Regions from separate parts of the Homo sapiens genome. Here all the other regions are linked to region 2. A link is a contact called in ENCODE Hi-C or POLR2A ChIA-PET data. All regions are on one chromosome and are shown on one strand. The core of a region is the stretch at or near the end of the contact, and the rest is flanking DNA. Distances in the headings are between cores, read along the strand shown. Region 1 holds the start of CRAMP1 (cramped chromatin regulator 1). Region 2 holds the start of MLST8 (MTOR associated protein MLST8). Region 3 holds the start of THOC6 (THO complex subunit 6). Region 4 holds the start of FLYWCH2 (FLYWCH family member 2). Region 5 holds the start of SRRM2-AS1 (SRRM2 antisense RNA 1). Region 6 holds the start of FLYWCH1 (FLYWCH-type zinc finger 1).

What was found. Hi-C counts contacts between places; a loop is a spot of excess contacts on that map. ChIA-PET counts read pairs that join two places held with the same protein, here RNA polymerase II (POLR2A). Pooled maps may share reads with other maps.
Region 1: a loop to region 2 is called in a map of ascending aorta, with 4 times the contacts of the local background. The contact joins the promoter of CRAMP1 here to the promoter of MLST8 in region 2. A Hi-C loop is called at or near these places in 1 of 168 maps with a recorded cell type or tissue (ascending aorta), 2 of 37 single-sample maps with no recorded cell type and 10 of 50 pooled maps.
Region 3: a loop to region 2 is called in a pooled map, with 6 times the contacts of the local background. The contact joins the promoter of THOC6 here to the promoter of MLST8 in region 2. A Hi-C loop is called at or near these places in 1 of 168 maps with a recorded cell type or tissue (ascending aorta) and 11 of 50 pooled maps. POLR2A ChIA-PET finds 5 or more read pairs at or near these places in 1 of 52 experiments (WTC11).
Region 4: a loop to region 2 is called in a pooled map, with 4 times the contacts of the local background. The contact joins the promoter of FLYWCH2 here to the promoter of MLST8 in region 2. A Hi-C loop is called at or near these places in 5 of 50 pooled maps. POLR2A ChIA-PET finds 5 or more read pairs at or near these places in 2 of 52 experiments (B cell and H1).
Region 5: a pooled map shows a loop between it and region 2 (11-fold over the local background). The contact joins the promoter of SRRM2-AS1 here to the promoter of MLST8 in region 2. A Hi-C loop is called at or near these places in 2 of 37 single-sample maps with no recorded cell type and 7 of 50 pooled maps.
Region 6: a loop to region 2 is called in a pooled map, with 4 times the contacts of the local background. The contact joins the promoter of FLYWCH1 here to the promoter of MLST8 in region 2. A Hi-C loop is called at or near these places in 1 of 37 single-sample maps with no recorded cell type and 8 of 50 pooled maps.

The regions. Positions count from the first base shown.
Region 1 is chr16:1,610,530-1,615,555 of GRCh38, forward strand. CRAMP1 (cramped chromatin regulator 1) reads left to right here and starts at 1,831. Exons shown (of 21, transcript NM_020825.4): 1 at 1,831-2,128; 2 at 4,110-4,456. The coding sequence starts at 4,111. IFT140 (intraflagellar transport 140) reads right to left here and starts at 1,543. Exons shown (of 31, transcript NM_014714.4): 1 at 1,439-1,543; 2 at 135-324. RefSeq lists silencers at 1-249, 1,488-2,017, 2,038-2,157, 2,188-2,347 and enhancers at 1,278-1,337, 1,726-2,226, 2,227-2,727.
Region 2 is chr16:2,202,875-2,207,380 of GRCh38, forward strand. MLST8 (MTOR associated protein MLST8) reads left to right here and starts at 2,580. Exons shown (of 9, transcript NM_022372.6): 1 at 2,580-2,638; 2 at 3,157-3,340; 3 at 3,484-3,535; 4 at 3,623-3,785; 5 at 4,161-4,236; 6 at 4,319-4,471. The coding sequence starts at 3,212. RefSeq lists enhancers at 1,555-2,395, 3,235-4,074, 4,075-4,506 and a silencer at 2,488-3,137.
Region 3 is chr16:3,021,152-3,026,080 of GRCh38, forward strand. It overlaps THOC6 (THO complex subunit 6), which reads left to right and starts at 2,884. Exons shown (of 13, transcript NM_024339.5): 1 at 2,884-3,214; 2 at 4,557-4,672; 3 at 4,773-4,837; 4 at 4,912-4,929. The coding sequence starts at 3,176. It overlaps HCFC1R1 (host cell factor C1 regulator 1), which reads right to left and starts at 2,791. Exons shown (of 4, transcript NM_017885.4): 1 at 2,696-2,791; 2 at 2,323-2,379; 3 at 2,082-2,210; 4 at 1,474-1,847. The coding sequence starts at 2,790. The coding sequence ends at 1,712. TNFRSF12A (TNF receptor superfamily member 12A) reads left to right here. Exons shown (of 4, transcript NM_016639.3): 2 at 64-168; 3 at 404-538; 4 at 620-1,232. The coding sequence ends at 675. RefSeq lists enhancers at 1-745, 2,137-2,236, 2,219-2,863, 2,864-3,507, 2,897-3,206 and 1 more and silencers at 136-305, 2,627-2,826.
Region 4 is chr16:2,881,730-2,886,272 of GRCh38, forward strand. It overlaps FLYWCH2 (FLYWCH family member 2), which reads left to right and starts at 1,486. Exons shown (of 4, transcript NM_138439.3): 1 at 1,486-1,637. RefSeq lists an enhancer at 403-903 and silencers at 632-1,101, 1,602-1,771, 1,862-1,921.
Region 5 is chr16:2,749,418-2,754,245 of GRCh38, forward strand. It overlaps SRRM2-AS1 (SRRM2 antisense RNA 1), which reads right to left and starts at 3,183. Exons shown (of 6, transcript NR_027275.1): 1 at 3,025-3,183; 2 at 128-242. SRRM2 (serine/arginine repetitive matrix 2) reads left to right here and starts at 3,221. Exons shown (of 15, transcript NM_016333.4): 1 at 3,221-3,429. RefSeq lists enhancers at 2,101-2,943, 2,543-2,712, 2,773-3,062, 2,944-3,786, 3,787-4,629 and silencers at 3,243-3,552, 3,573-3,632.
Region 6 is chr16:2,909,405-2,914,391 of GRCh38, forward strand. FLYWCH1 (FLYWCH-type zinc finger 1) reads left to right here and starts at 2,527. Exons shown (of 10, transcript NM_001308068.2): 1 at 2,527-2,750; 2 at 4,772-4,885. RefSeq lists silencers at 2,278-2,337, 2,388-2,697, 2,718-2,867, 2,898-2,997, 2,971-3,160.

The DNA of each region.
Region 1 (5,026 bases), core at 581-3,080, 590 kb before region 2:
GGACTCGGCGGCGCCGGGATCGTGGGAGGAGACGGGAGGGTCCCGACGCCCGCCACCGGTCACATCCTCGGCCCCAAACCCCGGCCTGGCTCCTAAGGACCTGGGTCGGCCGCCCTAGCCCTAAGGCCACTCACCTCTGCCAGGCCGCTGAGCCGCCGCGCGTTGCCGGGACAACGGCGCGCCAGGAACGCGGAAATAGCCGAAGGTGAGCGAGGCGGCCCCGAGGACTCCCGAAGCGCCCCGAGCGGCCGGAAAGAGCCGAAGGCGATCGGGCACGCACGTGCAGCTCCGAGGCCCGAGCGTCGGGGGCCAGGTTATTCCGCTCTGCAAGAGAGAAGCGGGACGAGCTTTTTCTAGGAGAGACGGCGGCGCAGGGCCGGCGTCTGGGTCCCCTTTGTGTGGAGGGCGCGCTGTCACAGCCCCGATCAACCGCGGCATCCTCCCCTCCTGGGCGTGTTCCCTTCCCGTGCATCCCGAGGCGGAGCCTTTCCAGCACGCGGCGGTCTCGGCCCAGGCCTTCCCTGGGCTCCGCTTTTCTAGTTTCGGAGCGGAGGGCGTGGGTCAAGCGTTTCTGGGAAAGTCGATGCGCTCGGCAGTGTCCTGAGGTGTTGGGTGACTGAGGGCCTGTTCCATCGCCGGGCCCCGGACTCCACAGAGCCAAGCGAGGCAGGGAGCGCCCCCAAGAAAGCAGCTGGCGGCCGGACGCGGGGCTCGCGCTTGGGCTTCCAGCTCTTGGGGGCTGGGGCGGGCGGATCGTTGGAGCCCAGGAGTTCGAGACCAGCCTTGGCAACAAGGCGAGATCCTGTCTCTAAAAAATTACAAAAATTAGCCGGGCGCGGTGGCGCCTCTAGTCTCGGCTACAGGAGGCTGAGGGAGGAGAATCGCCTGAGCCCCGGGAGGCGGAGACTGCAGCGAGCCGAGATCGGGCCACTGCACTCCAGCCTGGGCGACAGAGCGAGTCAAAAAAAAAAAAAAAGAAAAGAAAAAGAAACACTGGAATTTGAGCCGGGCGCGGTGGCTCACGCCTGCAAACCCAGTACTTTGGGAGGCTGAGACGAGCGGATCACTTGAGGTCAGGAGTTCGAGACTAGCTTGGCCAACATGGTGAAACCCCGTATGTACTAAAAACACACAAATTAGCGAGTATGGTGGCGCGCGCCTGTAATTCCAACTACTCGGGAGGCTGAGGCAGGAGAATCGCTTGAACCTGGGAGGCGGAGCTTGCAGTGAGCCAAGATTGCGCCACTGCACTCCAGCCTGGGCGACAGAGCGAAACTCCGTCTCAAAAAAAAAAAAAAAGAAAGAAAGAAACACTGGAATTTGAAAAACACCCCTCTGCTTTCTTGCTATGAAGAAAATGACCAAGTGCCCAGCGCCGCTCGGCTACGCTAACGTAGCGCAGAAGCACATACTCCACCCAGGAAAGGGTGCGCTTAACTGCCTCAGACGTGCTTCCACACTTCTCAGAACTCAGGTTCGCGCCCGATTCCACACTCCGAGCTACCACGCCGTTTTCTTCTCACGTATCCGTCAACACTGCTGCGGCCAATCACAGCACGGGCCCTGGCCTATTGGCTGTCTGTCCACCAATCCAAAGAGACGCACAGTCCGCAAGGTCGCGAGGCTGGCGTCACAACACTACTGGCGCCGCGGGCTCGCCCCCGACGCCCACCGGGCTCGTACGTGCGAGCGCGCCCGCCCAGCGCTAGCCAATGGGAGCGCCGTTTTGGGGAGACGGGCCCGAAGAAACATTGGGGGTGCTCGCCCCCGCGTTCGTCGCCCCGCCCCGCGCGCCCGCGCACCCCGGCCCCGCCCCCGCGCGCCGTCCGTGAGGTCCCCACCGGCCGCCGTAGCCGGAACTGCTGCTGAGGGCGGCGGGCCGGCTTCGCTAGGGTGAGTGGCGGCAGTATCTGCGTCCGCAGCCCCCGCAGCCGCGCGCCGGCCCGCGGAGGGGACGTGCCGGGGCTAGCGCCGCTCGACCAGTCGCTTCCGAGGCGGACGACCAGCCCGGCGTTGCGGCCTCCCTGCAGCCGGCGCTCGGGGGCCGGGGCTGCCCGGCCCGGCTGGTTCTGCGGGCACCCGGGGAGGCCCCGGGAAGCCAGGCTGCCGCCCGGCGTTGATGAAAAAGGTGACCAAGGCTGGGCGGCGGGGCTGTCATGGCGAGGCCCGGCCGGGGGGTCCTGTCGGGCGGCGCGGGAGAGCGCGGGGGGGGCGTCGCTTCCACAGCGCCCGGTACAGCCACAACTGGCCTCAGGGCGAGGAGGCTTCTGCGTCCCCATCCCGAGACGCGAGCCGGTGCGGAGCGGGACGGGGCTGGAGGAGACTGCGCCTCCGAGAAAAGTCCGGTCTCGTTGGAGGTTCTCGCGAAAAGGAGGCCATCCCCCTGCTTGTTGGCCCTTAGGGTAAAGTCTGGACGGCGTCGGTCCTTTCAGTGGCGAAAAGCGCTTCCCCGTGCTCGGTCGGCGTCTTGGGTGTGGAGCCCGGCGAGCGGGCGAGTTCACTCTGGTGGCCGAGTTTGTTTTGCTTGGGTCCCGGGTGGCCTGCGGGCGGACAGGTCCCTGGGCAGCGGGGTTCTCAGCCCGAGACGAGGTCTTTGGGGGTTTAGGTTTCTTGAGTGGAAAGAGGTGGGTTGAGGGGGAAGAGTGGGAAGTCTTGCCACGAAATCCCTTAAGTTGGGGTGTTTGTCGTGGGTGGTTTTGTTCTTTGGCAGAGTTTTTTTTAAAACTAGCATGAACTCGAGATTCCCTAGACCAATTCCGACAGGAGAAAACGGCCACGGATCCTTGTGTGATCTGCACCTCAGGGTGGGGGCATCATTGCGACTTTGAAGCCATTTCCCGATCTCTCGGAAAGAGAGGTCCTCGCCCGCGTCCCTGTATTTCGTGGTTGGTGTTGGTGCCTCGATCGTGTGTTCCTTTGAAGTGGAAATGCCCCCGTTCTCAACAGTTGAGTTGAACGCAGGGTCAGTATCTGCTGAGGAATCTAATCTTCAGCGTTTTTGCTTCCTCACACGTGCCCGTCCCGGACTGTTTCTGGGCTGCAGCTCTTGCTGTGTACCTGATTGTCTGAGTTTATTTTTGAGTGGCTCTGCTTTCTGGGCTGCAGCATTTTTAGTCACTGCACTTTGTTGTTGACATTTTACAGGGCGGTGGGTAGCAAAGTTGATGCAATAATTTTATTAATTGTTGCCAAGAGTTTTAACACCATTGTCTTCTACCGCTTCTTGCACCTGGACCCGGACATAACTGGGCTGTCACTTTCCCGGGTGGTTCCAACCTGTTCCATGCAACAGGCTCCTTTGTTGCAAAAGCATTTTTAACTAGTAAATCCCCGCAGCAGCTCACATTTCCCACCCTGGGAAGAAGATTCCCAGAGACCCGGAGCTGATTATTCTTTATGTGTGTTTTAAAATAAGCAGGCGGGCCGGCGGCATTGGGCCACCATGGAGTTCCCCGTGCGGGCAGGCGAGCCCGCGCTTCTCCCGTCCCGGGGTGGATCCGGCCTCCTCTGTCCTCCTCCAGGGCCAGCTCTGGGGGCCGGCGCGTGGGGCAGGTGCGCGGGGCCCGGGAGCCCCGCGCCTTTCGGGGGGCGGGGAGGGGGTGGGACGAGGGGCTAGGGCTGGGGCTGCGGCCCGGCCGGCCGAGGCGGCGCAGGGAGCGAGGCCGGCGCGCAGGGCCAGGCCATGAGCCGCGGCCCCGCCGGGTAGGTGGCTGTGGGCGGGGCAGCGGCCCGGACCCGCAACCGTGCCCAGACCCGCGCCCGCGCCGGGGCTCCCATAGACCCCGGGGCCGGGGCCGGGGCCGGGGCCGGGCAGGGTCCGCCGAGCTGTCGCGCCCTCCCGCCGCCGGCCCGGGCGTCTGGACGCGAGCCTCGGCCAGGGGGCGTCCGGGGAGGCCCGGGAGGGTCCCGGGCTGGTGGGCAGGGCCGGGGGCGGCGGCGTGGGGGCGGCAGGGGCCGCGGCGGGCTCGGGCGGGCTCGGGCGGGCCGGGCCGAGCCGCCGAGAGGGGATTTGGAACAAACAACGGCGGCCATGTTGAGAGCGCGTCGGGGCCGCTAAACTTCCCGGCCTGCGCCCGCCTCACCGGCCGCCTCCCCTCTCCCGGCCGCAGGATGACAGTGAAGTTGGGCGACGGCGGCAGCGGGGAGGACGGGCTCAAGAAGCTGGGCAAGCGGGCGGCCGATGAGGAGTCCCTGGAAGGAGAAGGGGCCGGCGGCGCAGACGCGGCCGAGGAGAGCAGCGGCACAAAGAGGGACGAGAAGACCCCCCGGGCCGGCGCCGACGGCCCCCCCGCGCCCCCCGGCGCGCCGCAGGCGCCGTCCCCGCCGCAGGGCAGCCCCCAGGACCAGCACCACTTCCTCCGGTCCAGCGTGCGGCCGCAGAGCAAGAGGCCCAGGAAGGATCCTCCGAGCGCTGTGGGGAGCGGCAACGCCGGTGGCTCGGGGCCCCGCGGAAAAGGTAGGGCGGCCCGTCCCCTTGGGAGACCCCAGCCCCTCTCCGGGGTGTGCCGCGGGGGAGAGGAACCCCTCGCCCCAGCCGGGCTCCACCCTAGCTCACCCATCCCGCGGCCTACACTGAGGCTCTCAATTTGGGTGGCACTTATGGGGCATGTGTCCCCTCTCTCCTTCGAAGAGGCTGCGACTTTCTATATTTAAACTCTTTGAAGAGGCAGTGAGTATCCTTTTTTGGGGGGGAGTCGAAGAGATCCCTTAAAGCTGTTTCCTTTCCAAAGGATCACTGATGGTTTTCTATGGTTTTGTGTTTCAAACAGCGGACAATAGTTCGGAAACGGGAAGAGAAAAAAATACCTGCTGTATCTCTTTCCCAGACATCAGGCGGTGGAAATGCACCAAGGGAGCAGGCTTTTGAAACTCATTGGGGGGAAGATGGGTAAGAAGCGGAGAAAGGATCCTTGGGGTCTGACTTGGACCCATTGTCCTCTCCTTCAAGTGCTCCTGGGTTGAGAGTAGGAAGGGCATAGAGATGGGGCCCTTTGAGTTGCAACTGGGGTTTACTTCTGTGCCAAAG
Region 2 (4,506 bases), core at 1,330-3,829:
TTTTTTGTAGAGATGGGGTATCACTATATTGTTCAGGATGGTCTTGAACTTCTGGGCTCGAGTGATCCTCCTGCCTCAGCCTTCGAAAGTGCTGGGATTACAGGCATGAATCACTGTGCTGGGCTCAGACTGAGGTTTTTAAAAGGCCACTCTGGCCGGGCGCGATGGCTCACGCCTGTAAACCTAGCACTTTGAGAAGCTGAGGTGGGTGGGTCACTTGAGGTTAGGAATTCAAGACCAGCCTGACCAACATGGAGAAACCCTGTCTCTACTAAAAATACAAAATTAGCTGGGATGGTGGTGCATGCCTGTAATCCCAGCTACTCAGGAGACTGAGGAACCCAGGAGGTGGAGGTTGCAGCGAGTCGAGATCGCGCCATTGCACTCCAGCCTGGGCAACAAGAGTGAAAATCCGTCTCAAAAATAAATAAATAAATAAATAAATAAATAAATAAATAAATAAAAGGCCATTCTGCACTGTGGTGGACAGTTTGGAAGGGGGCCAGAGTGGCTGGGGCAAGGAAGGAGGCTTTTATGGGGGATGGGGGTGGTGAGCTAGAACCAGGGCAGTGGAAAGGACAGGAAGGTATATCACAGGTAAAATCGGTGGCTGAAGGGAAGGGAAGGGTGAGGGAGGGGAGGTGTCGGATCTTGCCCAGCTGTAATACAAGGTGGGCACTGCCCACAGAAGGGGAGCTACTCAGGGATGGGTTGTCTTGGCCCTGGAATATGGTGGACCCTGCGGGGCATTCAAGGGACAGTGTCTTAACAGGGAGCTGAGGCCATCAGAGCTGGAGACAGGGTGGAAGGGGCCCAGGACAGGGACAGCATTGGAAGCTCCAGAGCTAGCAGTCATCAGCCCCCTGGTATCTCGTGGGGTGCACAGAGTGAATGCTGAAGGGCCTGAGTCCTTGCGGGCAGGCAGGGAAAGAGACTAAATGTCGGGGACAGGAGCTAGGAGAAGGCAGCCTTTCAGGCATGGTGCCGTCAACCATGGCTCAGATGCGTCAAGAAGTGGGAGGGGGCCGGGCGCAGTGGCTCACGCCTGTAATCCCAGCACTTTGGGAGGCTGAGGGGGGCGGATCACGAGGTCACGAGATCAAGACCATCCACCATCCTGGCCAACATGGTGAAAAGTCTGTCTCTACTAAAAATAGAAAAATTAACTGGGTGTGGTGGCATGCACCTGTAATCCCAGCTACCCGGGAGGCTGAGGCAGGAGAATAGCTTGAACCCGGGAGGTGGAGATTGTGGAGAGCCGAGATCGCACCACTGCACTCCAGCCTGGCAACAAAGCGAGACTCCGTCTCAATAAAAAAAAAAAAAAAAAGAAAGAAGAAGTGGGAAGAGGCCGGGCGCAGTGGCTCACGCCTGTAATCCCAGCACTTTGGGAGGCTGAGGTAGGCGGATCACTTGAGGTCAGGAGTTTGAGACCAGCCTTGCGAACATGGTGAAATCCCGTCTCCACTAAAAATACAAAAATCAGCCAGGTGTGGTGGTGCGTGCCTGTAATCCCAGCTACTCGGGAGGCTGAGGCAGGAAAATCGCTTGAACCTGGGAGGCAGAGGTTTTGCAGTGAGTCGAGATTGCACCACTGCACTCCAGCCTGGGCGAGAAAGCGAGACTCTGTCTCGAGAGAAAAAAAAAAAAAAGGTGGGAAGAAGGAAAAGTATCCACTGGATTTAGCAAAGTGAGATTGTCAGTGACCTTGAGGAATTTCCACTGGAGAGCTAGAGAGCTGGGGGTAAAAGGCAGATGACTGGGGTTGCGGAATGAGTGGGAGGTGAGGACGTGGAACTAGAAAAATGGTGAGGACCGCTCTTTGAAGAAGATAATTTGGGATTGTTTTATGGTGTTTTTTTAAAGGCTAACCGGCAGGAAGGAGAGGAGGTGAAGGTATAGGAAGGAAGGCTCCATGGGAACTATGGCCTGGTCAAGGGACAAGATGCACCCCCTCTGCGGCCAGAGGAAGGGGTGCAGCCAGGTCTGTAAGAGCAGCAGGAAAAAACCATGCGACAGCCTGTCTCAAGGGTGAGGGCACCGGCGTGGAGCTCACAGAGCTGGAATGAGGGCCTGTGGTTTTGAGGGGGACCCTGGGCTCAGTGGGATGTCCTGAGGGTCAGGCTGGGGCTGGGGTGCCAGATCTAGCAAGTAAAACTACAGGATACCCAATAAAATTTTTTTAGCATAAGTATTTCCCATGCAATGTCCTGGATATACTTACACTAAAAAAAAAATTATTCGTTACTTGTCTGAATTCAAGTCCTGTAATTTTCAGCCAATCCTAGCCCAGCGTGGCGCAGTAGTGGGTCAGGGAGGGCACCGGAACAGCGCGACCCGACAGCCCGGGAAACGGACAGCCGTGTCAGAAGGGCAGGTGCCAGTGGGCAGGAGGCCGGAGAGAAAGCCGCAGCTTCCTTCCACCTCGCGCCGGGCCCGCGGCCGCGCACGGGGACCGCTCCGAGTTCCTCCCGGCGGGAACCCCCCGCCCCAGAACTTTGGTCTCGTCCCACCCACCCCCGCCCGCGCCATGGTCTCGCCCTAGGGAGCCATCGATAACTCTACGCTCGGCCTCGATCGACTCGCTCCGGCTCCCCTCGCCGTCCTGGACACGGCGGAGTGCGGAGCCGCCCGTAAGGTACGGAGGCCGCGAGCCAGGGGCCGGGAACCGGCTGCTGGGTGGCTGGGAGAGCACGGCCAGGGGAAGCCGGCCAGCAGGACGGAGCAAGGGCGGTCACCGGAGGAAAGGGGAGCTCGGGGGTCCAGCCAGACTGCGCCCTTTCCCATCAGGGCCTGCCGCTGGCCTGCTACGCATGCGCAGCCGCAGCGCTCGGCTTTCCCCGGCCCATCCGCCGCCTTGCGCACGCGCAGCCCGCCCCTGCGGCAGAGTGGCGCCCGCGCGTGACTCCCCCCTGCCGGCTGCGGAGGTGGGGGGGGGACGGCGCCCCCGCCGTGTGCGTGGGGCGGGGATGGAGCACGCGCCCTGGAGCCCCGGAGCCAGGTATCACGCGTGTGACGCGTGTCCCTGAACCTACCTGCGCTTCTTGTCCCAACTCTAAAATGGGAATGATAAGCGCCATTCGGCAGCGCCTTGTGGGTCTATAATCTACTTAGCACAGAGAGTGTCTTCTAAGTACTTCACATCCTTCTCTGCAGATGCTCTGACCTTTGACCCCTGCCGTTCAGCTCTAGGGCCCGTGCAGGCCACACCATGAACACCTCCCCAGGCACGGTGGGCAGTGACCCGGTCATCCTGGCCACTGCAGGCTACGACCACACCGTGCGCTTCTGGCAGGCCCACAGCGGCATCTGCACCCGGACGGTGCAGCACCAGGACTCCGTATCCTCCACCCGGGGCGGGCAGGGCGGCGCTGGGGGGATGCCTCGTGTGGGGACCACAGCCTGTGTGAAGGCCAGATGGTGGAGGCCTGGGGGGCCCTGGCCTCAGGGCTACCTTCCCGTCATCCTCCTTAACAGTCCCAGCAGGTGAATGCCTTGGAGGTCACACCGGACCGCAGCATGATTGCTGCTGCAGGTATCTGTGATCCTTGATCTCTAAACTCCTGAGCTCTGGTGGGTCGACCTCAGCACAGCCAAGCTTCAGTTCAGCCTGTGTCCCTAGGTTACCAGCACATCCGCATGTATGATCTCAACTCCAATAACCCTAACCCCATCATCAGCTACGACGGCGTCAACAAGAACATCGCGTCTGTGGGCTTCCACGAAGACGGCCGCTGGATGTACACGGGCGGCGAGGACTGCACAGCCAGGATCTGGGACCTCAGGTGCGGTGGGGAGGGGGCGTGCTGCCCGGGGCTGGGGTGGGCTGCTCTGGGAGACCGTTTTAGGTTGGGTTCTCTTCAAGCAGAGGCTGAGACAGGGAGCTTCCTGTGGGCGACTTACTGAGAGAAGTGAGGACAGGAGGAGAGTGAATTGCATCAGAGCGCGAGTCCTGCCTTGAGCCCGGAGCCAGCTTGTTATTCCCCTTCCACCAGCCACTGGCTTAGGCTCCCTGCTGGAGCAGAGGGCCCTGCGTCCCAAGTATTTCCCAAGAGGCAGGTCCTTCAGCAGAGGGAGGGGAGGAATGGCCAGGCCGAGGCCATCTGGGTAGGGCACCAACAAGCCCAGATGGACAGCATGTGCCCCGGCCCGGCCCGCAGGTCCCGGAACCTGCAGTGCCAGCGGATCTTCCAGGTGAACGCACCCATTAACTGCGTGTGCCTGCACCCCAACCAGGTGAGGGGTGCTCATGGGGCCAGGCACCCTGGGACTTTGGAGGGCTGGGCTTGGGCCCTGCCTCACCACCCCTGCACCCCAGGCAGAGCTCATCGTGGGTGACCAGAGCGGGGCTATCCACATCTGGGACTTGAAAACAGACCACAACGAGCAGCTGATCCCTGAGCCCGAGGTCTCCATCACGTCCGCCCACATCGATCCCGACGCCAGCTACATGGCAGCTGTCAATAGCACCGTGAGTCCTGGTGGCAGGTGCTGGGTGCGGGCAGC
Region 3 (4,929 bases), core at 1,634-4,133, 820 kb after region 2:
GACCTCAGACCCCAGAATAGCCGAGTCCCGCCCCCAGCCTCTGACCCGAGGCCCCCTCCCCAGGCACCGCCCCCTGCTCCCGCGGCAGCTCCTGGAGCGCGGACCTGGACAAGTGCATGGACTGCGCGTCTTGCAGGGCGCGACCGCACAGCGACTTCTGCCTGGGCTGTGAGTGGGGGGCAGGGCCAGTGGCCAGCGGACCCCAGACTGGGAGGGAGGGTGGCTGGTGCGCAGAGCGGGGCCGAGAGCTTTGCATCTGGGAAATCATTCGGGAGGAGGTGGGAGCTGGGAGGGGGCTCCGGTCAGGGAGGAGGCCACGTTTGGGAGAAGGCAGAAGGCTCAGTCTTAGGGGGCGGGGCTGGCCTGGAGAGGGGCGAGGTCTGACTCCGAGTCCCGCCCCCAGGCGCTGCAGCACCTCCTGCCCCCTTCCGGCTGCTTTGGCCCATCCTTGGGGGCGCTCTGAGCCTGACCTTCGTGCTGGGGCTGCTTTCTGGCTTTTTGGTCTGGAGACGATGCCGCAGGAGAGAGAAGTTCACCAGTAAGTGTGCCCTGGCCTGCCCAGCCCTGTCAGCACTCGACCTTTTCTCTGCTGCTGACGACCCCACCTCTTATCTTGCAGCCCCCATAGAGGAGACCGGCGGAGAGGGCTGCCCAGCTGTGGCGCTGATCCAGTGACAATGTGCCCCCTGCCAGCCGGGGCTCGCCCACTCATCATTCATTCATCCATTCTAGAGCCAGTCTCTGCCTCCCAGACGCGGCGGGAGCCAAGCTCCTCCAACCACAAGGGGGGTGGGGGGCGGTGAATCACCTCTGAGGCCTGGGCCCAGGGTTCAGGGGAACCTTCCAAGGTGTCTGGTTGCCCTGCCTCTGGCTCCAGAACAGAAAGGGAGCCTCACGCTGGCTCACACAAAACAGCTGACACTGACTAAGGAACTGCAGCATTTGCACAGGGGAGGGGGGTGCCCTCCTTCCTAGAGGCCCTGGGGGCCAGGCTGACTTGGGGGGCAGACTTGACACTAGGCCCCACTCACTCAGATGTCCTGAAATTCCACCACGGGGGTCACCCTGGGGGGTTAGGGACCTATTTTTAACACTAGGGGGCTGGCCCACTAGGAGGGCTGGCCCTAAGATACAGACCCCCCCAACTCCCCAAAGCGGGGAGGAGATATTTATTTTGGGGAGAGTTTGGAGGGGAGGGAGAATTTATTAATAAAAGAATCTTTAACTTTAAATGGTTTGGAGAGGCAGTGATCCCCGACTGACTCCCCTGAGCTGGAGGGAGGGAGTGAGTCAGCCAGCCGCGGGGGCGGGGGTGAGGCTCTGACTCACACATTCTCAATGCCTGGAACTCAGCCGGCAAGGACCTGGCTGGCCCTAACAGTTTTCCAGGGAAGATCTTGAGGAGAAACCCCAGCATCCCGCGCCTCTGCCCTCTCCACCATCCCCAAAAGCCCCAGGTTCCAGACTGAAGCCTTCCTTTGCTCAGCAATCTTTATTCAGTTCTTCTTGGGGGTGGGATGCCTCCCTTCCCATGCTCCCACCCCTCCCATCCCAGAACTCCGTTGGGCTCAGTGTCCTCTGTTGAGGGAAGGTCTTGGTGCCCAGATGCCTACTCTGCAGGAGAGGGAGGAACCTTGTCCCTTTGCGGGAGTCGCTGGTCTCTTCTGTTGTGGGGAAGAAGGAAGGTGGGAGGGGCACTGTCCACCAGCACTCAGAGCTCCATTATGTCCCCAGCTGGGGTTGCAGGGTAGGGGGGACTGGGGGTGTCCCCCAGCCTCAGCAGACGGAGGGCCTCAGGGATGAGGCTGCCAGGATAGCGCCAGAGAAGCAGCTCAGAGCAAGGGCTCCTAGAAGAGGAAATGACTGTCAGGGCATGGAGCTGAGGCTGGCCTAGCTGAGCACCTCCCACCAGGTCCAGGTCCCCAGGGGCTCCTGGGTTCCCAGCACTTTCCAAAGAGCCAAGATGGGAAACAACCCAGAGGTCAGCTAGAGCTAAAAATGGCACGATGAGGCAGGGCCTGAGGTCAGCTGTGAGGACCGCCTGTGATTCTGCAGAAGGCCTGGCCAGTGGAGGAACCTACCTGAGTGGGGGCAGGGCTGGGGAGAAGGTCATGGGGGGGCTGCAGTAGGGGTGGTCATTGTGCAGGCTGAGTTGAGAGAAGTGGGTGGCCATGTTCTCCTCAGACAGAAACTGCTTGCGCAGAGGCTCCCTGGGGAGAGATGGCAGAGAGGCAGGCTGGGATACTGACACAGGAGGCAGCCTGTTGGGGACCAGAGGTGACAGAGATCTTGTTGGGAGTCCCTCCCTGCCCCCAAACTCACTGCTCCTCCTCCAGGCGCCGCTTGGTGCTCATGGGCACAGCTCCTCGGAGAGGGGAGCTGGGAAAAAAAGAGAGCCTGGTGCACCCCACCCTCTTGGCCCCTTCCCAAGGATCTGCCCGCCTAAGCCTGCAGCATCAGCCAGGAGCCCCAAGCCCATTCCTGTCTCAGCTGGTGCCGGTCCCCGCTCTCCTGGACCATCCAGCAGGGTACCTCGGAAGTCTCGACCCTCAGCCGCAGCCCCAGTCCCATCTCAGCTCACGCCTAAGCCCCGCCGATTCGCCCCACCCCGTATTCATCCTGCAGACCAGTCCTGAGCACCCAGCCAAAGCTCCTGCGGCCCTTGGTCAGGCCCACCCTGGTCCCCTACACGCACCTGGCGTCCAGGCCCCAAGTCACCCCCAAGGCGGCCCGCGGGAGGCGCTGGGCCCCTCCCTGGGGGCCTCGCTGCAAGGGCTGCTGCAGGATCATTGGGTTTTGGGGTCCTGCGGGTGGGATCTGGGCGACAGGGGAGGAGTCTCTGAGGGCGTGGCCAAGAGAGGATGGGCGTGGCTTTAGGCGGGCACAGCCGCGAGGTTCTGCGCGGGCGCGGAAGACGGGCGGCGCGTGGCGGAAGGCAGGCTTGCTCCTCGGGGTGGGGGAGGGTATCCGGCTTAAGGGGGCTGCGGTGGACACCACTTCTTAATGTCGGGGGTCTTCGCGGCGCTCACCTCGGCTCCTAGGGTTCGGGACGGTACGCACCAGCCACCTTCGCGCCGAAGGCGGTAGGGCGCCACGGAGAGGAACCGCTCTAGGCACGTAAGGCCTCGTGAGGTTGCGTCGCGCGCGGAGCACTCTGGGACTTGTAGTTCTGGAGATGGAGCGAGCTGTGCCGCTCGCGGTGCCTCTGGGTCAGGTGAGACGGACGTGGTGCGCGTTGCCTTCTGGGGTTTGTAGTTCACGCATGGCTGGGACGGGGCGGGCAGGGAATCGTGCCCTGAGCCCTGTTTTGCCTGGGCTATTTGTGGGACTCAGACTCTGACCAGGGGGGCGGGATAGTAACCCAGAAGTGCTTCAGGGGCTTAACGCAAGTCAGAGAGTAGGAATTATAAATCAGTACGTTTTTCTATGTTGGGGTAGTAGAGGTACTTTTTTTTTTTTTTTAATTTTCTAGTTCTTGCAAAGCACTTTTTTTTTTTTTTTGAGACAGAGTCTCACTCTGTCACCTAGGCTAGAGTGCAGTGGCGCGATCTCAGCTCACTGCAACCTCCGCCTCCCAGGTTCAAGCGATTCTCCTGCCTCAGCCCTCCAAGTAGCTGGGACTATAGGCGTGTGCCACCATGCCCAGCTAATTTTCGTGTTTTTAGTAGAGACAGGGTTTCACCATGTTGACCAGGCTGGTCTCGAACTCCTGACCTCAGGTAATCTGCCTGCCTTGGCTTCTCAAAGTGCTAGGATTACAGGTGTGAGCCACCACGCCCGGCCAAATTTTTTTTTTTTTTTTTTTTTTGAGATGGAATTTCACTCTTGTTGCCCAAGCTGGAGTGCAGTGGCTCCATCTGGGTTCACCGCAACCTCCGCCTCCCAGATTCAAGCAATTCTCCTGCCTCAGCCTCCTGAGTAGCTGAGATTACAGGCATGCGCCACCACTCCCAGCTAATTTTGCATTTTTAGCAGAGACAGGGTTTCTCCATGTTGGTCAGGCTGGTCTTGAACTCCTGACCTCAGGTGGTCCACCTGCCTTGGCCTGCCAAAGTGCTGGGATTACAGGCGTGAGCCACTGCGCCCGGCCCCACATTTTTAAATTTTTTTTGAGACAGAGTCTCACTATGTTGCCCAGGCTGCTCTCAAACTCCTGGCCTCCCAGAGCGCTGGATTACAGGCATGAACCACCACACCCGGCTTAAGCACTGAGTGACAGCCCCATGTAAAGCTCTTGTCTATACACTAGCTCATCTAATTGTGATGGAATCTTCTGTGAGCTCCATTTGTCAGTTGAGGAAGCTGGCAGGAGAGGCCTGGGTGCTTGCTCAGAGGTCCCTGAGGCATCACCTCAACTCTCCCCTTCTTCAGTGTCTTCTTGGAGCCACCCATGGGACTGCATGGGCAGGTGCTGGCTTGGGGCGGGGCCGCCTCAAAAGAAGGCTGAGAAGTCAGGACAGTGGGAGGCCTGGCAGGTTTTGGGGGAAGCAGGGAGGAATCTGTGGATGGGAGGTTTCATACGTCCCAGGCAGGCCTCATCCAGTCTTTCCCTGCAGACAGAGGTGTTCCAGGCCTTGCAGCGGCTCCATATGACCATCTTCTCCCAGAGCGTCTCACCATGTGGGAAGTTTCTGGCGGCTGGCAACAATTACGGGCAGATTGCCATCTTCAGGTACCCTCTGCCGCTGTCCACCCATTAGCCCTGGCACTTGGCCCTCATGGGACGGATGCCCCCGTTTCTGACTCCTGGGTCCCCTCCGCTGTCCCTGCAGCTTGTCCTCTGCTTTGAGCTCAGAAGCCAAAGAGGAAAGTAAGAAGCCGGTGGTGACTTTCCAAGGTGGGTATACCTGTGGAGTCTGGCTTCAGGACTTTGGGTGGGATTGGCTCACTCAGTTCTGCATTTCTCTTTAGCCCATGATGGGCCCGTCT
Region 4 (4,543 bases), core at 236-2,735, 680 kb after region 2:
ATTCATATACAAAGATATTTATAACATCATCAAGTTAAAAACAACCAGTAGTCTGTGAATGATTAATAGATAACAGCAAATAAATGCACAAAGGTAGCTGGGCACGGTGGCTCACTCTTGTAATCCCAGCACTTTAGGAAGCCGAGGCGGGTGGATCACCTGAGGTCAGAAGTTCAATACCAGCCTGGCCAACATGGTGAAACCCGTCTCTACTAAAAGTACAAAAATTAGCCGGGCGTGGTGGCGGGCGCCCGTAATCCCGGCTACTCAGTAGGCTGAGGCATGAGAATTGCTTGAACCCGGGAGGCAGAGGTTGCAGCGAGCCGAGATCACGCCACTGCACTCCAGCCTGAGCGACAGAGCGCAATTCTCGTTTCTAAAAAAAAAAAAAAAGCACAAAGGCCTTGAATGACACCAGACAATGCCCGGGGAGATAGGATAGTGGGATGGGGGCAGCGGGAGCCTTGGTAGCGGAGTCCACGGTGGGATTCAGAGACCTGCAGAGCCAGGGCCGGGAGGGGCAGGGCAGAGGAAGGGCGTGCAGCGACGCTGGCATTCGGACGTGAGAAGGCGGAAGGTGCGGGAGGCCCCAGAGGATCTCGACCTGGACCCTGGAGCCCTGGGGCGGTGGCACATTCAGCGGCCGCTTTAGAGCGAGGGGGGCGGGGCGCGGAGCCAGGCTTAGGGGGACCAAGGTGGCCGGGGTAGTGGGGGCGACCCCGCGGGGCTGGGAGAGCCGCGGTGAGCCTAGGGGGCTGTGCGGGGGCCGCTCTGGACGCTGCAGCCAAGTGTCCCAGGAAAGCAGCGCCCAGGGCCCCACAGCTCCCTGTGCCCGGACCCAGCCCAGTCCCACTGCAGTGGGTGGCTGGAGGATGGCGAGTGTCCCGGGCACCCCTTGGGCCGGGTGAACGTGGTTGGGCACGGAGAGGGCGGGGCCCGTGGGCACGGGTGGGCCCAATGGGCCAGGGCTGGACCAATAACGAGAAAGGATGAATGGACAGGGGCTGAACTACAGAGAGAGGGCGGGACTATTGGGCGAGGGCTGGACCAATGGGCAGGGGCTAAACTAATAGACGAGGGCTGGACCAATGGCGCGGATGAGGCTGCTGCGTCGTCAAGGATGCAGAGCTTAAAGCAAGGCAGTGGCTTCCATGAGCCTAAACACCTTCCCTCCGCACGCTCGGTATCGCGACGGGGGAGAGCAAAACCTTTAAACAAATGCTCCAGTTTTCCCCGCAGAGAGCCGGAGTCAAATCCGTGAGGAAGCCCGGGGGTCGCAGTGAAGCCCAACCCACTGGTGCTGGGATAACCTCGCCCGCAACCCGGATCCAGGCCGCAGGTCCCCCGAGGCTCCGCCCCTGACGGCGACACTCAATCCCGGGTGTCCCCGCCCCCTTACTGAATTTTGGCCCCGCCTCCGCCCTCCGATTGGCCGGACGCCAGCTCTACGCCGCACGGGCAAGACGCGGAGGAGCGGCCCCAGCCAGAAGACAGGGCACCCGCGGCCTTGCTGCGCATGCTCGCGCTGTGACCCCGGCTTGAGGTAACAGCGCGAGCTGAGGCTGGGGCCCTTGGCGCGGAGGCTGAGGGACCCGCCGCGGCGCTGTCGCCGGAGAGGGAGGGCACCGCTGTCGTCGGTGAGGACGGGCCCTGGCGGGCGGGGAGGGTCCTGCGTCCTCGGCATGGACGAGTCCCCGGCCCGGCTCTCTCGGGGGTCCCGAGGGCTGCGGGTGCTGAGGAGGGGTCCGCGTCCTGGTGCTCAGGCCGCCTCCTGTGGGGTCTCCCGCGATTCCCTCTTTGCCTCTCGCCCCTCCTTCCCCACCCCCTCCAGTCCCTTGTCCAAAGCCTCAACACCCCCACACGAAGGAGGTCCGCACTCGCCCGCCGGTCCCTGGCCGTGTCCGCCGCGCCCAGCGCTGCCTTCCCGGCACCCCCCAACCCCCGCCGGCCTCGTCCCACGGTTGCAGCTCGGGAGGTCCCTGCAGGGACGGCAGCGAGTTGGAGGCGTGAGATACTGGGGCGGGGGAGACACTCGGGGCCTCAGGGTGTGGGTATTCTTGAGAGAGGAGAGAGCCGGGGAGCTGGGACCATTTGGGCGCAGCCCAGCCCGCGTTTGATGCCAATTGCATTGGGTAAAGGAGTGAAATAAAGATTCTGAGCCCTGGTGATTAGGGGAAGGAGCTGCCATGGCTGAAATTGCCATGGTGGGGAAGCTCCGCGCTGCACACCTTAGAGTAGCAGTTCTTGGCCTTCTTGGGGCAGGGGTCACTGCCGGTTTTTTAAATCTCCCTGTGAGGACGTGTACTGCACACCTTAGTGTCCCGTCATCCTGTCGGGGTCAATAACAGCCCCGCTGTGGACTGCGTGGAGCAGTAATTATTGGGGAGCAGCTGTCCATATCGTCTGGGAACTTTTGCGATGACTTCACCCTTGCCTGTCATCTATTAACAGCCCCTGATAAATTCACCACTATTTCCGTTACGCAGATGAAACCTGCTGGGAGGGTAAGGGATTTGTCCTCGCGGCTGAGGATGCCGGTGCTGGTGGACATTAGTGATGTTTCTCCCCCGTGCGTATGAAGATGATTCTGTGGGTCCACCATGAGGCACCAGGCAGGGGTCCTGTCGTCCAGAACATCGTCAGTGAGGGATTGAACCTTGTATTAGTTTCCTGTTGCTGTCCTAACAAATAAGGTGGCTTAAAGCAACACAGGCCGGGCGCGGTGGTTCACGCCTGTAATCCTAGCACTTTGGGAGGCCGAGGCAGGCAGATCACAAGGTCAGGAGATAGAGACCATTCTGACTAACATGGTGAAACCCCGTCTCTACTAAAAAAAAAAAAAAAAAAATACAAAAATTAGTCGGGGCCGGCGCGGTGGCTCACGCCTGTAATCCCAGCACTTTGGGAGGCCAAGGAGGGTGGATCACCTGAGGTCGGGAGTTCGAGACCAGCCTGACCAACATGGAGAAACCCCGTCTCAACTAAAAATACAAAATTAGCCGGGTGTGGTGGTGCACGCTTGTAATCCCAGCTACTTGGGAGGCTGAGACAGGAGAAAGGCTTGAACCCGGGAGGCAGAGGTTGCAGTGACCCAAGGTCGCGCCACTGCACTCCAGCCTGGCCGACAAGAGCGATACTCCGTCTAAAAAACAAAAACAAAAAAAAAACTCCGGGTGATTCTTAGGGATAGTGACATTGGGGAACTGCTGTTCATATGTTCATAGACTCAATTTACCTTTTTCTGAATATTTAACAACTTTATTGAGATAATTCACATACCGTGCAATTTACCCATTTAAAGTGTACATTTCGGCCGGGCGCGGTGGCTCACGCCTGTTATCCCAGCACTTTGGGAGGCCAAGGAGGGCGGATCACGAGGTCAGGAGATCGAGACCATCCTGGCTAACACGGTGAAACCCCGTCTCTACTAAAAATACAAAAAATTAGCCAGGCGTGGTGGCAGGCGCCTGTAGTCCCAGCTACTCCGGAGGCTGAGGCAGGAGAATGGCGTGAACCCGGGAGGCGGAGCTTGCAGTGAGATCACGCCACTGCACTCCAGCCTGGGCGACAGAGCGAGACTCCGTCTCAAAAAAACAAAACAAAACAAAAAAAAAAATATACAGTTCAGTGGCTTTAGTGTGATCACAAAGTTGTGCAACCCTCATGAAAATTCCTTTTAGGACATTTTCATCACCCCATAAAGCACATACCCACTAGTAGTCAATTCTCATTCTCCCCTTCCCCACCCCAATCCCGAGATAACCACAAATCTACGTTCTGTCTCCATAGATTTTCCTACTCTGTAGATTCTCTAGACTCTAAGTAATTTCATGTAAATGGAATCATATAATATGTGGTCTTTTGGGTCTGGCTTCTTTTACCGAGCATAATTTCTTCAAGGTTCATTCATGTTGTAGCATAGATTTTTTTTACTGCCAAATAATATTCCATTTTATACATGCACCACATTGTACTTATTCATTCATCCATTGATGGATATTTGGGCTGTTTTGAATATCCATCGAAACGTTTTGGCTTTCATGAATAATGCAACTGTAACATTCATGTACACATTTTTATGTGGACATGTGTTTTCCTTTCTTCCAGGCATATAGCTAGTAGTGGAATTGCTGGGTCATAGGGTAACTCTACATTTAACCTTTTGAGGAACTGCCAGGCTGGTTTCCAAAAATGGCTGCACCATTTTACATTCCCCTCAGCAGTGTATGAGGGTTCCAGTTTCTCCTCATCCTCACCAGCACTTGCTATTATCTGTTTTTTGTTTGTTTTATTATGTCCATCCTGGTGGTGTGAAGTGATATCTCATTGTGGTTTTGATTTGCATTTCCCTGGTGACTAATGATGTTGAGCATCTTCTCATATATTAGCCATTTGTATATCTTCTTTAGAGAAAAGCCTGTTTGGAGCCTTTGCCCATTATTATTATTATTGTTATTATTTTTTTTTTTTAGACGGAGTACCACTTTGATGCCCAGGCTGCAGTGCAGTGTAGTGCAGTGGCGCCACCTCGGCTCACTGAAAT
Region 5 (4,828 bases), core at 1,933-4,432, 550 kb after region 2:
AGACATCATCCTCACCCCCCTACCCTGTTCCCATCCTCCCTAGCACCTGTCCTGGCTGGTAATTGTCTAGTTATTTGTAATGTAAGCTCCAGGAAGCCAGTGTGCAAATGGGAGGTGCTCCACTCACCAAAGGCTTCCCAGTCTTGGGCCCCAGGCCAGGGGGGTCTGGAGGAAGGCTTGCACCACAGGGTCCTCCACCAGGCCATGGAACTGGAAGCTGAAGGCCCACACAAGGCCACTGCCTGGGAGAACAAGCATAGGCAAGTGTGCCCGTCATGGACTGTCACAGAGCGGAGGGAAAAGAGGCCACGGGAAGGACCAGCCTTGGAAGGCCCAACAAAGGAGTTGTGATGTCAACCTGAGGGTGTCTGGAAGAGTTTTAAGCAGTTCAGAAGTTTGCATTTTAGGAACATCACTCCGAGGTGACAGCCGCTAGGATGTCAGCCATGGCTGTCTCTGGGGGTGGTGCCCCTGTGTGCTTTTTTTCTTTTTGCTGATTTGTATATTTCCTGCAGTGAATGTGGTTTACCTGTGCATGTCACTTTCCTAGGGCTGCCATAAGTCACCACGAACTTGGTGGCTTCAAACCACAGAAGTGGGTTCCCCTACAGCTCTGGAGGCCAGAAAGTGGAGACCAAGGTGTGGACAGGGTTGTGCCTCCTCCAAAGGCTCTGGGAGAGGATCTGCAGGGCCTCTCCCAGCTTCTGGCTCCTCCTGGAGATCCCTGGCATGGGCACCGCTCCGAATCTCTGCCTGGGTCTCCTACGGCCTCTTCCCCCGGGTGCCTGTGTCCTCTTGTCTTCTTGTAAGGATGTCAGTCATTGGATTTACGGCCTACCCTAAATTCATGATGATTTCATCTTCAGATCTTTAACTCAATTACATCTGCAAAATCTCTTATTCCAAATAAGGTCACCTTCCGAATGTCTAGGTGGTTGTGAAGTTTTGGGGCACCACCGTCCACCACACTACAGTGAATAAAAAAATAAAGTTTAAAGGGAAACTAAAAAATCATTCTAGGGCTGGGTGCCATGGCTCACACCTGTAATCCCAGCACTTTGGGAGGTTAAGGGGGGAGGACAGTTTGAGCCCAGGAGTTCAAGACCAGCCTGGGCAACACAGGGAGACACAATCTCTACAAAAAACTCCACCTCTACTAAAAATAAAAAAATGAGCTGGGTGGTGGCGTGCGCCTGTAATCCCAGCTACTTGGGAGGCTGAGGTACAAGAATTGTAGTGCGTGGAGATCGTGCCACTGCACTCCAGCCCGGGGTTAGGAGTGAGACTCTGTCCCAAAAAAATAAAATAGACAAAAGACACGAAGAGAAATTTCTCCAAAGATGTACAAACGGCCAACAAGCACATCAAAAGATTCTCAGCATCATCAGTCATTAGGGTACTGCAAACCATGTTTTGTCACTATTCACGGGCATTAAATGTGCTGACTCACGCACAAAACATTCCATAAAGAATATCAGTGGGGGTACAGGAAAGGGTCTCACTGGAGGTGCTGGGGTCTTTAACCAGAAAGGCAAAGCCTTTGCCACTTTACTATGCCACTCCAGAGTTGCGGCCGGCTTACAGAAGCACCGTCCATAGATGCAGAGTTCAGACACTCCAATCTGCGATCAGAGCTCCTGCAGGAGATGGGGGTGGTGGGGGGGAGGGTCTCCCGGCTCTAGCATCTGAGATAAGTACATCCTCCCACGGGCAAGTGAAAAACAAATCTTAAAGCCGGATACGGGCCGGGCGTGGTGGCTCACGCCTGTAATATCAGCACTTTGGGAGGCTGAGGTGGGCAGATCACCTGAGGTCAGGAAATCGAGACCAGCCTGACCAATATAGTGAAGCCCCGTCTTTACTAAAAATACAAAAATTAGCCAGGCGTGGTGGCACACGCCTGTAATCCCAGCTACTCGGAAGACTGAGACACGAGAATCACTTCAACCTGAGAGACAGGTTGCAGTGAGCCGACAACACACCATTGCACTCCAGCCTGGGTGACAAGTGCGAAACCACGTGAAAAAAGAAAGAACAACAACAACAACAAAAAACAAGGGCCAGATAGGGTGTCATGCACGGGTAGTCCCAGCTACTTGGGAGGCTGAGGTCGGAGGATCGCTTGAGCCCCAAATTCGAGAACAGCCTGGGCAAAACCCTGCCTCTTAAAAACACCCCCAAATCGTAATAACAAATATAAATCCTTGCACTCAAATGGACAGTTCATTACGTGGTACCGCGTCCTGTTGCGGATCAAGGCCACCTGAGTTGGTTAGGACAGCTAAGCGGGACGTCCAGGGCTGCTCGCCAGCGGTGGGTCTAGATATGAACTTGTGCTTGAGCAGCCCAGCGTCTTACAACTCTGCTGTGAGGACGGCTGGCTGATTATCAGGCCCAGAATCACGGGCTTAGAAACATTAACAGGAAGTACGGTACCGAAAAGTGGAAACTTTAAGGTGCTTATTATTTTCCTCCTGCCTTGTTCCTGTATGTGCCGCTTCACCGGTATCACGTCCTGGGTCTGGTGGGACCCCGGCCTGGCTGCCCTACCGGAAGCTAAGAAAACTCCTCCCCCAGGGGTGGCCGTCGGGCCTCAGCCCGGTCTACAGCGGGAGAACGTGGCCCATGCTACGGGTAACTGGTTGGGCCCCTGGTGCAGGTCTAGGGCCTGCAGCCAGGCTCGGGGCCTCCGGGGGTGCCCGCTGGCTGGGGTCTGAGGCGGCTTCTCTCGGGTACGGGAAGGCGGACTGCTGTGCAGCTGCGGGCTCGCTCGGGAAACCCAAAGTCACACGAAAGCGGCAGCACCACCGCGGCTGGGATATCGTCTCCCAACATGGGGAGACAAAATGGCCGCCACGCCCCGAGCCGAAATTACATCCGGGCTCCGCGACACGCCCGAACCACAACTCCCAGAATGCTCTGCATCGACAGCGGGAGACGAGACGCGCTCGGGCGTCGCTTTGCTGCCGCTAGGCCCTGTGCTCCTCCCCGCAGCGGAAGGCCTACGAATACGCGGTGTCTTACGTCGCTTCCTCCGTTCTTCGTTGCACTGGCCAACGGGACGCTTAGTCTTTCGGCAACGGGGTGAAACCTTCCTTGTGCCTGAAAAAACGGTACTTCGCGGTGTGGCTTCGGCGCCTGCGCAAAAGGCCGCGGGGCGCACTCCAGTTCCCGGCAGGCCCCGCGACGCGCGTTTGCGTGCTGACGCACGCAGTTAGTCGTGCTGACGTGCAGCGCGGCCCAGGCGGGGTGCGAGTGGCGCAGTTGGAGCCCGTTGCGGCCCCTGAGGAAGCGAGGAGGCGTCGGCGTCGGCTGAGGCGGGCGGACCGGCGAGGCGAGGCGGCGGCCCCAGGCCCGAGGGACTCGGGAGCTCGAGCAGCGGCGGCGGCAAGACCTCTCCCCCTCGGAGGCGGCGGGCGGAGGCGGCGGGTGAGAGGGTGAGGGAGCCAGCGAGCCGGGTGGGGGAGGGGCGGCGGCCCCGGCGCGAGGCCAAAGCGCGCGGAGAACTGCCCAGGCCGCCGAGCTCCTCCGCGCGCACGCGCGCTCGACGCCCTTCGCTGGCGCGGACGCCCTCGCCTCCCTTCCCCCTTCCCGCCGTTCCTGTCGCGCGCGGGCTTCACCCCCCCCCGCCCCTCCCCCATGACAACGGCGTTCGCAGCCGCCTGTACTCGGGTTCGCGAGCGCCCTTGGTGAGGGGGGAGGGCGCGCGCCTCGGCTTCACTCCTCCCCCCAACATGTGCCGCCGAGGTGGCCTTCCTGCAGCTGCCGTTTTCGGCCCTTAAGTGGCGGGGAAGGGGCGGCGGCGGGGGGCTTGCTCCTGGACCCTTGCCCCCGGTTCCAGATCTCCTTTCCTCGGGCTTCTCTTCGGCGTTGGGCTGCCCGTGTCGGGGGCCTCCCAGACTGCGGGACGCCGCGCAGCCCCCTCCCCCATTCCGCAAGGCCGAAAATAGGCCCCCGGCGCTGCGGGGAGGGCCTTGAACTTCGTGGGCCGGATTTAAATGGTTTAGGATTCCCGGCTATCAGCCTTTGAGTTGTTAGTGGCGGGGAGAAACCCCAAATCTTAAAAACTGTGAAGAAAGTGAACGTGTTCAGTTTACATTTGTAAGGTAGACCGTGCGTTCCCTTTTTACACTTTTTCAACGTCTCCCGAGAATTCGTGTTCAAACTAAGGAGGCTTTTGGAGACCTTCGTTGGGAAGAAAACGCCAGACTCATATATAAGTTTTCTGGTTGGTTTCAGGCGTTCTTTGGCACACAGCTCTTCTGAAGCTTGGTTTCCACTCGGCTTCAGTTAGGACGAATCTGGATCAGAATTTCAGAGTGTTGTGTTGTCTTTCATCCTAAGTGCGTGGGCTTAGGGCTCTTCTAAAGCTACTATTTTAGCTTTCTGGGTTCTTTGTGTCCACTCAGCCGCTCTGGAGCGCCCCGGTGCTGAGCTGGCTGTGCTTGCTGATGTCCATTTTTTTCGACAACCCTTGTCTCCCCTTTTTCTCCCCTTTTGGTACCGTTTTCTTTTTTGCATATTTTACTGTTGAATTCAAATATATCTTTCTACTTCATTGTTAGCTTACCACTCGGATAATTTCCCAACAGAAAAGGGTGTTTTTGTCTTCCTTTGTACTTTTTACTTTCTGCTTTTAACTTGGGTAACTTTTGCATATCCACTGTCTATGGCCCCCACTTTAAGAGTTTTGTAATATCGTTTGGTTTGGTGATTTGTGTGTGGTGTTGATCTTCCTACTTTCTGTGTCTTAACACACCCCTTAGATGCCGTGGGGTCGTCGTCTTTTTTTGTGGGGTGGACTAGGTGGCTCATTCCCTAAAAGTTC
Region 6 (4,987 bases), core at 1,277-3,776, 710 kb after region 2:
GACGACTGAGGGAGATTCTGTCTCAAAAACTAAACAAAACAAACGAAGAAACAAAAACAGCATCCTGGCCGGGCATGGTGGCTCATGCCTGTAATCCCAGCACTTTGGGAGGCCAAGTCGGGCAGATCACCTGAGGTCAGGAGTTTGAAATCAGCCTGGACAACGTGGTGAAACCCCGTCTCTCCTAAAAATACAAAAATCAGCCGGGCATGGTGGCGCACGCATGTAGTCCTAGCTATTGGGGAAGCTGAGGCGGACAATCTCTTGAACCGGAAAGCAAAGGTTGCAGTGAGCCAAGATAGCGCCATTGCACTCCAGCCTGGGCATCGCAGTCAGACTCCTCTCAAAAAAAGCTGGAGGGGCTGGGCGTGGTGGCTCACGCCCGTAATCTCAGCACTTTGGGAGGCCGAGGCGGGCGGATCACAAGGTCAGGAGATCGAGACCACGGTGAAACCCCGTCTCTACTAAAAATACAAAAAATTAGCTGGGCGCAGTGGCAGGCGCCTGTAGTCCCAGCTACTCGGGAGGCTGAGGCAGGAGAATGGCGTGAACCCGAAAGGCGGAGCTTGCAGTGAGCCGAGATGGCGCCACTGCACTCCAGCCTGGGCGACAGAGCGAGACTCCGTCTCAAAAAAGAAAAAAAAAAAAAAAAAGCCGGGCGTGGTGGCAACTGTCTGTAATAATCCCAATCCCAGCTGCTCAGGAGGCTGAGGCAGGAGAATCACTTGAACCCGGGAGATGGAGGTTGCAGTGAGCTGAGGTCGTGCCACTGCACTCCAGCCTGGGCGACAGAGCAAGACTCCATCTCAAGAAAAAAAAAAAGTAATTAAGTTCTGCTACTATTTTATTTTTGAACAGGGTCTTGCTCTGTCGCCCAGCCTGGAGTGCAGTGGCATGAGCGCAGCTCACTGCAGCCTCCAGCTCCCAAGCTCAAGTGATCCTTCCACCTCAGCCTCCTGAGTAGCTGGGACTACAGCGCATCACCACATCCAGCTAATTTTCTCTTGTTCCTCTTTTCTTTTTTTCTGTAGAGAAAGAGTCTCACTATGTTGCCTAGGCTGATCTCAAACTCCTGGGCTCAAACGATGCTCCTGTCTCAGCCTCCCAAAGTGCTGGGATTACAAGCAAGAGTCACTGTACCCGGCCAACATGGATGAACTTTGAAAGTGCTATGCTAAGGCTAGGCGAAAGAAGTCAGTCACAAGAGACCACATATTTGTTGCATGATTTCATTTATATGAAATATGCAGAATACGCAAATCTATAAAGACAGAAAATAGATCATATTACTTAGGGCTGGGGTGATTAGCAAATTGGAGGGTGGTGGCTAAAGGTTTCTTCTTGGAGTGATGAAAGGTTTTAAAACTGACTATGGTGCTGTTTGCACAACTCTCTGACTATACTACATATCATTTAATTGTACACTTTAAATGGGAGAAATGCATGGTATGTGAATTATATTTCAATAAAGATCTTACCAAAAAATAGTAAGCTGATTGTGTTAACATAGTTTTATGAAAAAGTACAATATTTTCCCAAAGAAATTTAGTGAGACGAGTGACATAGTTATACATTTTTGCAAATATCTTTGTTGCGGGCTTAAAAGAAGACTACTGGCTCTCATACCTGCTTCTACATTCAATGTGTTACATCACACGTCATGCAGACTTTGTAATACTATGTAATATTTCTGCTTTTTTTTTTTTAGACACAGTCTCACTCTGTCGCCCAGGCTGGAGTGCAGTGGCGCCGTCTCGGCTCACTGCAACCTCCGCCTCCCGGGTTCAAGTTATTCTCCTGCCTCAGCCTCCCGAGTAGCTGGGATTACAGGCGCCCAGTACCACGCCCGACTAATGTTCGTATTTTTAGTAGAAACGGGGTTTCACCATGTTGGCCACGCTGTTCTCGAACTCCTGACCTCAGGTGATCCACCCGCCTCGGCCTCCCAAAGTGCTGGGATTACAGGCGTGAGCCACCGCGCCCGGCCCAGGTATTTTTTTGTCGTTGTTGGCTTTCTGATGTAAGAAACAACTGTCCCTTCTCCCCCGTTGACTTATTTCCTTCAGTTTGGACTCATATCGTAGTCAAGGTTATAATCCGTTGCTATCGCTGTTTATTTGAATCTCACACTGGTTCCGCTCTGGGGTAGGGTCACTGGGGGCGTCAATGAGATGCATGAGAATCGCCTTCCCACGGGGTCAGGAAACTGACAGGCCCAAGAGTGCATCTCAGCAAACGCTCCGTTTCCTGCGGGCAGCCTCAGATACTGGGGACCGTCCTGGGGTCTCAATTAAGCGCCCCCTACCCCAGCCCCTTTACGCCAAGAGCGTCCTGTTCAGCTCCCCCATCCTAGCTCCGCCCCTGGACGCCGCCGTCCAATCTCGGGATGGCCCCGCCTTTTCCGTGAGTTACGTCCCCGCCCCCATGCGCTGACAGGCCAGGCCTGCGGCTCGGCGCCGCGCAGGGAAGACCCGGAGCAGCGGTTTACCTAAGGAACGGGCCGCGCGGTCTTGCTGCGCATGCTCTGAAGTAGCGCGCCTGAGCGTTCCGCAAGGCCGGCTCCCCGGCGGGGTCGCGCGCGCGGTCACGGGGCTCGCTCCCGAGGGGCAGGTCGGGGCTGGGAGCTGGTGCCCGGGTCGGGGTGGCGGCGGCGGCCTGGGTCGCGGGGTCGACGCTCGCTGCTGCAGCGGCAGAGGCTGAAGGATCCGCCGCGGCGCTGTCGCGGGAGAGGGAGGGCCCCGCTGCCGTCGGTGAGGACAGGCCCCTGCGGGCGGGGAATGTCCCGCGTCCCCGGCGTGGACGCGCCCGCAGCCCGGCTCTCCCGGGGGTCCCGAGGGTTGCGGGTGCTGGGGAGGGGTCTGCGTCCCGGCGCTCAGGCCGCCTCCTGTGGGGTCTCCCGCGATTCCCTCCTTGCTCCTCGCCCCTCCATCCCCACCCCCCCGTCCCCTGGCCTAAGCCCGACACCCCCACATCAAGGATCCCCGCACTCGTCCGCCGTTTCCTGGCGGTGTCTGCCCCGCCCAGCGCTGCCTTCCTGGACCCGCAGCATCAGCCCCGTCCCACGGTTGCAGCTCGGGCGGTCCCAGTGACCTTGCACTTTTGCGGGTCGGGACGCACCCCGCTCCCGCTTCTGACCCTATAGATCTCCGGTGACGGCTTTCGAACTTTGTTGACCCACAGCCGACACTGAGAAATGCCTTTTACGCGTGTACTCTGTGCCTGTGGGTCTGGATGACTGAAGCACAAGTTTAAAGGGAGACGCTTGTTTAAGCTCACATGACGCAGCTGGATCTGTTCGGATTAAATTCCGTTCCATTCTCTTCCACCCCGTTCCAAAAGGCTGCTGCTAACCCATGGAGCCTGCACATAACGGGTCTGACGTAGTTGAAACCCTCGCTCTAAACCCTGCCTGTTGTTCCTTTATTCCTTGTACTGGAAGCTGAACTCCCATAGTCAGATAATCATGTGCAAACTCCAATTCCAACGAAATGGCTTATTTTTATTTGCATATTTCTGCTTTCCAAGGGCCAATATGATTTCCAGGGCTTGATCTAGATTTTCTCGTGTGATTATATCATGTTTCTCTTGTTCCTTTCCCAAGTGCTACTGGCGGGACGTGTGGAAGGAACAAGGCTGAGGTTGGGGCTAGATTGCGGAGTGTTTATGACGCCCAGCTGATGATGCACTAAGGCTGGAGATGGAGATGATTTAATTGGGGAGAGACATGCTGAAAGTTAAGCTTTAGGAAGAGTGACCTGTCAGCACCCTATGTGGAGAATTGGAGTGGCTGCTTGCCAAAGCTGGCAAGATCGTTCAGAGGCTTTGGCTTGGGCTAAAGAGGTCGTGGTAAGGGATCATGTCCTGAGTTGGTGGGAGTGGGAAGGAGAGGGAAGATGGGTATATCAGGCATAGAGGGAGAGAGATTTGAGGATGCATTAGGCTGTGGGAAGGAGTAAATAAACTTATATTATGATGGAGGGTGACTGGGGAATACCGGGCTGGGGGGGTCTCATTGGCCAAGCTCTCCCTTTCTGTGCGCTCTAATTTCTAAGTTGCTTTGGAGCTGTGGCTCTTGGGCAATTCTGCACCCCAGGGAACGTTCTGCAGTGTTGGTGGTCACAACGTGTGGTAGGGCATGACAGTGGGATCTGGCAGGTAGAGACCGGGGTTGCTGCTGAACACCCCACGCTGAACAGGACAGCCTCCCACAGCAGAATCATCCGGCCCAAAATGCCAACGGTGCTGAGATTGTGAAGTTCATTTTTAGAGTAAATTTTAATTATCTGGGCATCTCTGCCACCTTCAACCTCTTCAGGAGGAATGTCTGTGTGCACCCACTGAGCCTGTGATGTCACCATAGTGGTTCATGTCTGAGGCAAGTGCACCTCCAACGCTCATGGTTCAGTTGCGGGTAGGTGGGAGGTGGGTAGACACTGGAGTCATCCAGGAGCTTTAAAAAAAAATTTTTTTAGTAGAAATGGTGGGGGCGAGGGGCAGGTCTCACTATGTTGCCTAGGCTGGTCTCGAACTCCTGGGCTCAAACAATTCTCTCACCTGAGCCTCCCAAACTGCTGAGATGACAGGTGTGAGCCACCGTGCCACCGGCCCATTCAGAAGCTTTTTAAACAGAGGGCCTTCCCTCCTCCCGCTCCTATCACTCAGGACCCCTACTGCACCTGGATGCTGAACACCTTGTTCTTGTCTAATGGTCGACAGTTCATGGAATAATTTCACCTGCAGTATTTCATTTGCCACTTTACTTTCTTCACAGGTGAAACCAGCCCAGAGAAGTTACGGGATTTGCCCCCGGGGCTCCTGCCCAGCAAGCCAGCGCCGTGACCCAGGTGTGGGGGATGATGGTGACGCTTCTCACTCACGTGTGAAGGTAATTCTGTGGCTCCATCAGCTGCCGACAGAGCCGCCTGGTTTTCGAGCCTTACTGATTAGAGTTTGGACCCCTTGGTGTCTGAGAGACACCTGACAGTTG